2 separate regions of the Mus musculus genome follow, and region 2 is linked to region 1. A link is a contact called in ENCODE Hi-C or POLR2A ChIA-PET data. All regions are on one chromosome and are shown on one strand. The core of a region is the stretch at or near the end of the contact, and the rest is flanking DNA. Distances in the headings are between cores, read along the strand shown. Region 1 overlaps Sobp (sine oculis binding protein). Region 2 holds the start of Pdss2 (prenyl (solanesyl) diphosphate synthase, subunit 2).

The links. Hi-C counts contacts between places; a loop is a spot of excess contacts on that map. ChIA-PET counts read pairs that join two places held with the same protein, here RNA polymerase II (POLR2A).
Region 2: a map of left cerebral cortex shows a loop between it and region 1 (4-fold over the local background). The contact joins the promoter of Pdss2 here to the enhancer-like site in region 1. A Hi-C loop is called at or near these places in 1 of 37 maps with a recorded cell type or tissue (left cerebral cortex). POLR2A ChIA-PET finds 5 or more read pairs at or near these places in 1 of 5 experiments (Patski).

The regions. Positions count from the first base shown.
Region 1 is chr10:43,017,782-43,023,857 of GRCm38, forward strand. Sobp (sine oculis binding protein) reads right to left here. Exons shown (of 7, transcript NM_175407.3): 6 at 3,201-5,137. The coding sequence ends at 3,212. Among named protein-coding and RNA genes, the nearest start is that of Gm47815, 14 kb to the right of the region's middle. Within about 2 kb of position 3,810, at least 3 of the 3 ENCODE cell types and tissues checked have a DNase peak (open chromatin) inside an H3K27ac peak, as active enhancers do; they include left cerebral cortex, where a contact is called at or near this core.
Region 2 is chr10:43,218,595-43,224,182 of GRCm38, forward strand. Pdss2 (prenyl (solanesyl) diphosphate synthase, subunit 2) reads left to right here and starts at 2,892. Exons shown (of 8, transcript NM_027772.2): 1 at 2,892-3,466. The coding sequence starts at 3,168.

The sequences.
Region 1 (6,076 bases), core at 2,560-5,059:
CAAGGAATGAGGATATTTTCTTTGAATACTTTCAAAAATTTACACATGGTTGCTCTGAACTCCCCGATGTACCATAAATAAGCATAAACTATAGAGATTCTAGTACAAACATCTCTCTGAGTTCATACAGCTACCCACCAAGCTTCCAGGCATCGGCAAAGGAGGGACTAGTCCATCTACCAGTGGAATTCTGTGTGGGGAGAATAGTTTAGACATACTCATACATTGTTTTCATTATTATTTGTGGGATTTTTTTTTCTAGCTACTGAGGCAGTGGGACTGGGATTCCTAACTTTAAACATTGGCGATTAAAAAGAGTTTACAACCATCTAAAAGTCTTCAACTAAACTTAATCAGTTCTGCATATGGGAGAAACATCTGCCGGTTGGAATCATTTGTAACCATACGCACAAACAAGAATGAATAAAGTCGGGAAAGCGGGGACAGAATAATTTCAAAATGGGAGAGGGGGCCTGCAGTCTACAGAGGTTGAACAAATGTGTCGAGTTCTTTGAAGGCAGATCTAGTGGCTTTCGGATTTTGAAATGTATTCTAAAAAGTATGGTATGGTACGGTGAAGGTGAAGCAGCTGATTTAGCTGATTTAGGCAGCAAGACCTCCCTGGGGATCATGGCTTTGACCTCCAGTACTGAGATCTGCAGGTCCGCACCATGGCATGTCACCTTTTACGTGGGGCTGGTGATCCTTGTGCTTGTGTGACAAGCGCTTTGCCCACCAAGGCATCTCCACAGCCCTTGCTTTTATTTATTTTTTTATTCTTTTAATGCTTTCAATTTGACTTGTTACCAAGGAGCGCTCACTATTAGGGCGCAAAGGGTACTCAGCCCTTAGTTAATAGAGTATTTCCAACTCTCCAACCACGAGAGTTCCTGAGAGTTAGAGCAAAAGCAACACTGTCTGAGCAGGGAACCAGAAGGGCCAGAGAGTGGAGCACAGCAGGTGGAGGCTGGGCCCTGAGGTGATGTGGGGCCAGCGATTTACTTGGGTGCTCTGCTGACTTACTGGAGACATGGTCTCCCCTCCTTAAATTCCTTGCCTTGCCTCCTCTCGGCAGCCCTCAAAACCCTTGCCTGATTTTCAAAAAGAACTATAATTTCTTGAGAAACTCACAATAAAAAGGACTCTCCAATCACAAGAATTAGGCTATTTGGTACCAGCATCTTCTAGACTTGGCTATTGCCAAGTTAACATTTTTAGTAGTGACGCTGACCCACGGAAACTACCCTTGTCCGATGGATGACTTTTTCAGAAGCACAGGTCACCCAAACAGCCATCCATACACCTTATGCTTTTAATAGATACTTTAGACACTTATAGGGACTGTCACTGTTCCTGTCCTGGTCTCTTAGCACAGTAATGGCAATGAGATCTTTTACCCTCCCATTCTTCCTTGAGTGTGTGTGTGTGTGTGTGTGTGTGTGTGTGTGTGTGAGTGACAAGTCCCAGTGCTTTCTAAAGGTTCTCACTTTTGGGGGGGTCACTCAAAGCATTGTCAAGCAGATTAAATTATCTGGGGTGTTTTCAGTTGGCATGCTTTCCAGAAGGCCAAGACCACTGCCTTCAGACTGAAGGCATCGTAGGCTAAAGGAGGAAAGAAGAGTGGCCTCATCTCTGGTGTTCTGGCCCCACTGGCAAAGCCACCAGCAGGAAAGGAGACCTCAAACCATGGTGGCCAAGAAACGATTCTCACACTAGCCATTAGCTCTGGTTCAGGGCTTCCACTCTGGCTGTAAGCCAAGTGCTCACGTTCCCACCATGAAAGCAAGAGGTTGGTGGGCTCGGATCGTGTACACCGGGCGAGTTGGTAAGTGGAGGCTCATTGCTGTGCTTTATAAACTTTGCCTCAAGGTGATAAGAGACCTTTTGTAAATGTGGTGACAGAGGGACTAGTGAGACGATTCTCCTACGGTGCTCAAAAGGAAATTAAGCTTTGGACTTCCACAACTTGGATTTGAATCGAAACTCTGCCCACAAGTTAGATAATCTTGGACAAATTCCCCAATCCTATTTCTCCACTAGGAGGATGAAGATAGCTAGCTGTTTCTTTGGAGATAGCTCCAAAGAAATATTATGGGGAAACACCCAGAAGAGCCTGCATACCCTGTGAAGATACTCGTCCTCCTCCCCTCCCCCAGGCCTCGTCCCCCCCCCCCACCATAGGACGTAGTCAACCTACTTTGCACATTCTTCTGTGTGTCCCCAGCCCAGGGAAGGAGCAGTGTCTAAGTTAAATGCTGGAGGAACACCCATTTCTCTTCTTTCTGTAATCGGTTAATAAACAATGTTTATTATAACAAACCAATGTTTTGGCTTGTTGCCTGCTTGGATAGATGGGAGAGCTCACCCTCTGCGATTGAATGGACAGGCCTGAAGTCAACACCGGGTCCGCCACCGACAAGCTCTGACTGAGCAAATATTTCCAAGTCACAGCTTCCTTCTTGGTAGTATGCTACCGGACGCCTACTCCACTAGGATTGGCAAGAGTCGCTACAGTGGTTCATGTGTGGTCCCCGCCATCTCACAGAACTGTTGGCTCACTGGATATTAAGTAGGGTACAGCAGTCATAGGGTACAGAGACATGCCTGCCACTTCATTAAGGTCTACACGTAGAAGTGAGACTCACCAGCTCAGCCACTGAGTACCCGAAAGGGGGGCGTGGTAGGTTGGCCGTAAGGCTAGTTTTTCATTTTAGCCCACAGATATGGTTATCTTGAGAAGCTAGAGTAAGAGTCATCTGCCAAATGGACTACCAGCTCTAGGTGCTCGCCCACTGATGGGTTACCCAGACATTTCAATACTGCTCTGCAACCTCCTAACTGAACAGTAAGATTCCTCAAGTAATCGTCCCTCCCATGCCTCCTTTTCCAGTTGGATAAATTAGGTATGAACCCGAAAAGAAGAAAATAGTGTGTCACAAAACAGAGTGTGCTTTCAACTCAGGTTCAAGGGCTTGAGTGATCTTGGCTCTTAACTGTCTCTCGGCTGTAAACTGCTAATGGTGTACTAAATAGCATTGCCAGCTGTCATAGGTATTGGATCAAAACGTTGATGGTACCTGGCCACCCAGAGTGCTCAGAGAAAGCGGTAAGTGACACGATGGCTGCATCTCACCTCCGCCTCTAACAAGCAAGGTGAGGGGCGCTGTCTCTTGGAGGAACGCCCAGGTGGACATACAAACCTTTTATTTTTTTACTTATTCTGGTTTCTAATTCGGAGGCACCTCCTTTTGAGCGGAGGCTCCAGGTCCTCAGGGCCAGCGCTGAGCATGGGCGAGGAGATGACGCACGGCGTCATGGCAGCCTTCTCCGCGGGTTTTGGCACAGGCTGGATCACGCAGCCGGTCTTGGGCAGCATCCGCAGAGCATAGGCGTGGTCCTCGTCCGCGGGGTTATTGAGGTTCGGGTCCGACTTGTCGCCCCCCGCCAGGGCTTCCTCCCCCATCAGTTTTTTGGTCGCTTCCCCGTCCAGGTGGCAGTTGGAAGCGCAGTTGTTCTCCTTGACCGACTCCAGCTCGTTCACCACAGGCTCCTCGGACGACAGTAGCTTTTTGGGAGGGGCTGGGGGCGGCGGCTGCTCCGGCGGGGGCTCCGCGCCCTTGGCCTCGGCCGGGGCGCTGCGGGTGCCGTTCACGATGACGTTGCAGGCGGCAGCGGCCTCGGGGCCCGCGGGGGCGCCCGGGCCGGGGTCGCCGGCGGCGGGCGGGCTGCAGTGGCCGTCCCTGCAGCCGCCGCAGGTCCTGCGCTCCGCGGCTCCCGGCTCGCGCTCCGCCTTGACGTGAGCGTGCAGCGCACGGTGTATCACGTTGTGCAGCCGGGCTCGGTGGCCCACGGTCAGGTCGATGACGCCGTCCTGCGGGCCGTGCAACACGCCCGCGAAGCCCGGCTGGCCTCCCGCACCCGCGGGGCTGCCTGCGCGCCGGGTCAGGTCCACCACCTCCCCACGACCGCGCTCCGCGGGCGCCAGGCTCAGAGCCTGGCCGGAGCTTCCGGGTGGCGAGTCGGCTGACTTGGAAGAGCCCTGCTTGGAGTCCCGCGGGGACAGGGAGCGTCCACCAGCCTTGCCTCCCGCCGCCGATGAGTCGCCCGGAGCGCTCGGAACGAAGCTCTCCCCGTTGCTGGAAAATCCGTTGGGGGGCTTGGAATCGTTCACATGGGGAATGGGGATAGGGATAGGGATGGGCACCGGCAGGGGCACTATCACTGGGTACGGCACGAGCAGCGTGGGGGGCGGCACCAGCGGGGCCAGCGAAGGCAGCCCGAAGTTCATCATCTGGGGAACCGGCATCGGGCCGTTTGGCATCATGCTAACCGGAGGGAAGGGAAGGCTGGGCAAGGGCGCGCCCGGGGGCGGCGGGGGCAGCAGCCCTGGGGGGTTCCCAGGCATGGTAGGGGTACTTGGGGGGTGGATGTGGGGCGATAGCATGGGCCGGTGCATGGGGCTGGAAGTGGGGCCTAGGTTCCTGGGGCCTCCGGGCGGGGCCCCAATGCCCGGGAGCATGGGGTTGGACAAGGGACTATTGGGGTTGGAGGCGTGGTGCGGTGGTCCGCGGATGAAGGGCGGGCGGATCTGCTGGATAATTTGCTGCTCCATGAAGATGGGCAGGGGCACTGGGCCGCGGTTGGTCATCACCATGGGAGGGCTGCGAGGCGGGACACCCAGTGGAGGTCCGATGCTAGCAGGTGGCTGGACCGAGACGGGAGGGATGCTCGGAGTCTCGCTGATGGGGAGGGACTTGGGCACTGGCGTGGGGATTTTAGTGACAGAGCAGTTGGCAGTGTCAGATGGAGAAACGGTGGTGGACGAGGATGGGCCGGGGCCCTGGCTTTGGCCAGCTGCAGTCACGGGGGAAGGGGCTTTCCTCCGAGCATCTGTTAGCGGGATATTCCAAGAGTCTGGCGTGAGCAGCTGCACCCCGGTGCCTTCTGCTTTACTTTCCATGTGAGGGTGGAGTGTGCTGCACAGCCCGGCTGGAAGATTGGCCTGTGTCTCTTTGTAGAAAATGTCCATTTTGTATTGATTGAGACATTTTGCACTGCAGAACTGAAGCCTTCTCTCCCCGTCCCCAAAATCCAGGTATTCTTTTGTGTGCCTTATGTGTTTACACCAGTCACACACCTACAACACAGCAATAGAAACCACAACAGGTAAGATAAGCAACTTTCTTGGGTACATGGCGTTTCATGTTTCACATAAAGGCTCTATTAAACTCTATCATCATTTCCCAAATAAGTTGAAGGGTACCCTTTACAGGGTACATTTCTGAAAGATTTATGAAATAAAGAATTTGCTTTATAAATAGGATCCTCAAAATTAGCAACAACCATTCTCCCCCCCCCCCCCGCCGCCCCTTTTCAAAGATGGCTCTGACAAAATGGAGTACACCTGTCCAGGACACTTACCCAGTGCTCCTATGAAGTACGCCTGCCCTGCACACCTGCCCTGCACACCTGCCCTGCACACCTGCCCTGCACACCTGCCCTGCACACCTGCCCTGTACGTATACCTAGGACACCTACTCAGTACACTTGTCTTCATATTTTCACTTGCCTAACAGGCTCATGTAAATACATATCTATATAACGTTGGAGGGAAGGAATCTCCAGGGAGTTCAACAATCAGGCAACATAACCTCTTAAAATTCTCCTTATGTAAAGCCACTGTGCACTGTATCCAATAAAGTGGTTGGAAAGGGTGTGCTGTGCTAACCAATCGCATAAAGCGCCGAACACCGCTATGTCTGGCTTCCAAGGAGAAACTTGGACTTAGTCATGAAGTCTGTGTGAGGTTCAGCTCTCCCAACCCGTGATGTTGCAGCAAGCTAGAATTATTTTTTGAGCTGTTTGCCCACTCTTTCTCGGCAGTCAGAATTTTGGTGACATTTCTTGGCAGACAGTCTTATTTAACAACTTTTCAAACACCAGAGAACACTTTCCAAAAGTTGTTATGGCTTCCACCCCACCCCCTTCGGATCTACTCCTGGCAAAAGAAAGATATCACCAAATTTATTTTAAAGCTGGGCTGCAGAGCTAATTAAAGGCTCAGATGCCTTCCCAA
Region 2 (5,588 bases), core at 1,642-4,141, 200 kb after region 1:
GTAATAGCATCTACATTTCTATGAGCCATAAGAATGAAGTTAAAGATCTTTTTGTAGCTCTGTTCTTCCAGGGAACATATTCTACGGACGGCGTATGATGAAAATATCATTTTTTAAAAGTCATTAGTTATTTGCTTGGTATGGTTATGACATGGCAACTTAATATGTAGTTACATCATTTGCTTCTGTGAATTTTCAAATTCTAGGAATTAGATTTTTCTTCTGTATTTAAAATTATTTAGAATACATAACATGTATACATGATTTGAAAACCAAATCTACATAGCCAAGGATTATAGAATAGTTACCAGTCTCCTTGCTGATCTCTGTTCCTTCCTGTTCAGAATACATGCCAAAATACATTCACAGTCTTATCTATTTCACAAAAAAATGTGTTATACTACTCTGTACTTTGCATTTTTAATTTGATGTATATCCTGAAAGATACAGGGGTGATCCTCTTTCGTCCAGTTGTGCTCGAGTGCCCACTTTGAGGTCTGGATTATTTTCTATTAAAATCAATACAGCAATGAACAACCTTTTGCTTTAGTTACTTTGCCTTTTGGAATAGGTTCCTAGAGTTGATATTTCTGGGTCATAATGCAAATGTGTATACAATACTGTGATTATCTAACTGCTGTGTGCTACTTTGCATTCTTAGTGGTATTAGATGTCCTTACTCCTCACAGCCTGTCACTTGAAATTCAGACATCTCTTTAGCTATAAAGATTGAAGGATATATATATATATATATATATATATATATATATATATAAATCAGGAGGACTAAAGAACAAATATCATTTTAATTTTCCAAAACTGATTACCACTAGATACAATGCAACCTTTTAACTGTTAAGTATAAAGGAAAGTGCTGGTTATTTAAAGTAAATGGGAGCAGAAGTCCCATGAATAATCAAAAACGTGGCTAACAGACCAAGACCAGAGAATAATGCACTTGGCTTTTGTGAAGAAATTAAAGTACATACTGTGAATTTTCATTAAAGCAAATGTGTGAAAAGTTACTCTTAAGGTACCATGATCTTGAAGAAGCAGCCTCAGATGCTCGATATATTACACTCAGTCTCTCTCTTTCTCTGGATTTTTCTGACTTCCTTCTCCTTGGACAACCCAGCTTAGGTCTTAGAACTCTTTAGAATGATAAAATATTTCACCTTTTACATTTATTTTTACATAGTAGTATACTTGGATTTTATTGCTAGGAATCTTACATAGGAACTCCCTTATGGGGAGACTGTTTTTAAATATAATTCACCTTTAATTAATATGCTGTTTTATCTATGGAGCCCTCACTCTGGAGCCCTGGCTAGCCTAGAACTGGCTATGTAGACCAGGCTGCTCTTGAACCTAGAGATCCTTCTGCCTCTGCCTCCTGAGTGCTTGTAAGCACCACCATTCCTGGCTCAAAAACAGAATCTTTAAATCACAGGAGACTTGGCACTCAAAGGGAGTTTGCCGCTAAACCTTCTGTGGCTAAAAGCATCTTGTGTGAACAATTTCTCTTTGTTTTTCTAGTTCATTTACATAATGTGAGCTTAAAAAATACCAACTATGAATTTTGAAAGCTCACATGAATTTTAAAAACCATTCCTGAGTGTAAAATGTAGGTAACAAGTCGTTTATTATTTTTATATTACTGATCTTAATGTTACTTTTTTCTTCCCAAGGGATTGAATTTAAGGTTTTGTAATTTTTAATTTTTTTATGATTAACAAGGACTTCAACACTTGTTTTGTCTAATTAGAAAGGGCAAGATGCTAGACGTGCTTGAATAGGTGGCACCCGAAGAGCAGAGTGGCCCTCTGGCCCTCGTCTGTAATCCCAGGACTTGAGAGGTGGATGGGGTCAAGAAGTTACAGGTCAGTTTGCTACACAGTAAGAAGTCTCAGGCCACTGTGGCCTAGGGGAAAAAAAAAACGTTCCATCCAACACTGAAAGCGTCGTCACACTGACAATTTTACTTTAGCAATGAGAAAGAATTTTTGGTAACATATTACTTAATGTTGTGGTTAAGAGTATGTATTCAAATAACCAAATTGTTAGGTCGGGTATGTGGTTCCGAAGTAGAGCACTAGCCTAGCATTACTGCATGAGGCCTGGCCTCTATCCCTAGTACCCAAAGGAGAGGAGAAAAAAAGATACCAGATCCTCTAGGTTCACATTTTGCTTAATGTGACCATAACAACTTACAATTTGGCTGTGCCTCATTCCGTTCCCCCCCATCCCCCCTAAAATCCGGGGAATAGTATTATCTTTAAAACTCAACAAAAGATTAAGTGAGCTAATATGTGAAATGCACTCATGCCAGTGAATTTTCAGTCCCGGAGCAAGCGACGTTTCATTCCATTCTCACAGCATCCTTATTTTCTGGATTTTTCACAGAAATCCTGGCACTTCGGCCAGGAAGCTGAGGGAAGCAGGGCTCAGCCTCACCGATCCACTTGCGTTCCAGCTCTGGGGGGGCCGCGGAGGAGACGTCGTCGCCCAGCTAGCGGGGCCGCCCTCCCGGGTCCGCGGCCCCCACCAAGGGCCTAAGGCGCCCAGGAGCAAAAGGCTTCCGGACGAGCCTGCGCCACGGGCCTACGATCTCGCCGCGGACCCACGATACAGACATTTATTTACATAAGCTTCACTCTGCGTTGGGCCGGGAGAAACGCTGCAGAGACCCCGAGAGCGCCTAGATCCAGGGCTAGCGGGGTGCCAAAGGGCGGACACCGACGTCCTGGGGCACAGGCTCCCTTCCATCTCTCGCCTTCCGGTCATCACTGAGGGTCCGCCCCTTAGTGGGGAGGTCCCAGCTGTGCCGTAAAGTAAAGAGCACTCTTTGCCGCTCATCAGCCCGCCCCTATCTTTACGGCAGGCCGCATTTCATGCCTCCAACATGGCGCCCCCCATGTAGGCACTGGCTGTGGTTACCAGCGCAGGTATCCAGTGCAGTTCTGAGCAGCCGCTGGGGTTACGCCAGTCTGCGCTGCAGAAGCAGCAAACGTTATTCCTGGTTACGGCTCCAGAAAGCCATACTTCTCTGAGGGTTTGGAATCGCCGTCTCCTGTTAGATTCTGAAAGTTTCTCCTCAGCCCTTGTTTGCTTCCCGTGTCATTTCTGGCCACCTTCCTCAGGTCCCCGACCCTCTCAGACTCAAAACTATGAGCCTCCGGCAGCTGCTGTTGCGCTTGTCCGGTTACCTCGGGGCTTCAGGTCCCCCCAGTCGCCACTGGTGGTACTTCAGATCCCTCGACAGCATCTCCTCGGCGGGCTCCTGGCGCGGGCGCTCCTCCAGGTCACCGGCCCATTGGAACCAGGTGGTGTCCGAGGCGGAGAAGATCGTGGGCTACCCCGCATCCTTCATGAGCCTGCGCTGCCTGCTGAGCGACGAGCTCAGCAATATCGCCATGCAGGTGCGGAAGCTGGTGGGGACGGGACACCCTCTGCTTACCACTGCCAGGTGAGCGACCCATGGTAACTCTGGGTCTGGCCAGTTCCTTGATTCTAACTTTCTTTTGAACTTTTAAGGTATTCTTTGGTGTCCCTTTAACATTCTTCTACTTGGCCCAGGATAAATGGTTTTCGTAAAAGAAAAACTTGAACGTGTTTTACAGTTTCTCTTCACTTTTAGAGATGCAGATGCTTCATGGCTTGTCAAGGTATCAGAGATGTATACTTATTTAGTCACAGTCAAGAAGTGGTATTTTAAAAATGGAATAGAGCCGGGCAATGGTGGTGCATGCCTTTAATCCCAGAGCTTGGGAGGCAAAGGCAGTGCGATCTCTGAGTTCAAGGCCAGCCTGGTCTACAGAGCAAGTTAAGCTGTTTACCTACAGAAAGATTAAGACAAGAGAGACAGGCAGAATAGACAGCTCCGGGCAGTGGTGGCGCACGCCTTTAATCCCAGCACTTGGGAGGCAGAGGCAGGCGGATTTCTGAGTTCGAGGACAGCCAGGGCTACACAGAGAAACCCTGTTTCAAAAAACAAACAAACAAAAAAACCCCCAAATATCCAGGTATTGGACTATCTAGATTGAAGTCAGTTTCCTCTGACGCTTTTACCACTTAATGCCAGACTAGTGTTAAACTTGTCACTAGGGTTTAAAAAAAAATTTATCACTTAAAAAACAACTCATACCTCATGTTTCGTAGTTTATTTCAAGCACACAGAAAAGTTATGAGAATAAAACTAGTACAAAGAGGATTAGGGGAGATGTCTTTGCCAAAGTACTTGTTGAACAAGTCCTACAACCTGGTTTGGATCGCCAGCAACAAAAGTGGAGGTTTTTCATACCAGTACTGAGGATGTGAAAACTGGAGATCTCTGCAGTGTGATGGACATTTCGTCTAGCTAAACCAGCAAATTCAGTGCTAAACAAGAAACTCCTTCTCAAACTCAAAAGTGAAAAAGCAAACAAGAGCTGGACAAAAAGATGGCAGGTGGGCTTATGAATGTTCAAAACCACTAGCCATAGGAGAATTGCAGATTTACATTACTATGAGATCTGTCACAAAGTTAAGAGGAATGAAATACAGATTTACAGAAGGACATCCTGGTGAAGAAACAGAAAAACTAAATTTGGCATGTATGTAAATCAGTATGGCCAATCTGGAAAATGGAAATTTCTTATAAGATTAAATTAAATAAGATTAAATTATACATCTTACCATCATACTCATAAACATTTATCCTAAAGAAATAATTAAAAAAAAAACACCTTGTCTATATCAGAATCTATACAGGGGTGTTTATAGTGTTGAAAGTTGGCTGTAAATTTGCCAAAGTCTTGACAGCAAAATGTTGATAATTAAGAGAATGATACTCAGCGTGGGTATTTGGGATAGCCCCAACCTGACCAACTCAAACGTCATTTATTGGTCAATGGTTGATCAAACTGTGATATATCCATAACCATAAAGCTCTATTTGGTGGAGCTGAAGAGATGTCTCAGTCATTAAATTGCCTACTGTGCAAGCTTGAGGGCCTGAGTTTAGATTCCAAGTACTGACAAAAAAGCTGGTTGCCAAGAAAGTGTGTGCAAGTGGGTTTTGTAGCCCAAGTATTAGGGTGCAATGTGGAAACAGGCTGTGCCTTTGAGCCCATTGGCCAGCCAGCCTACATAATTAATGAGTTCAATGAGAGACCTTGTCTCAAAATATAAGATGGAGCAAGATAAAGAAAATACTCTTGCCTCACATGTATACACACTTGTTAAAACCTGCATGTGTTCTCTCAAATACAAATGCAATTTGATTTTTTTTTTAAAAAAATTGATATCACTGTGTACACCTGAATGAGTCCTAAAGGGGTTATGCAAAGTGAAGAGTTTTTATCCTCCCCAAAATTAGGAGTTAACATGTGACTCGGCCATTCTTCCTCTAAGTATATTTCTAAAAGACTTGAAAACAGAGTCTCAGATAGTTATATATTTATGTTTCTAGTATTGTTTCCAATAGGCAGAAGGTAGAAGCTGATCATGTGTTCATTGGTGGGTAAATCTATTAATGAAATGTAGTATATGCATACATTGGAATGTATGTATTCAAATAACCAAATTGTTAGGTTGGGTATGTGGTTCCGA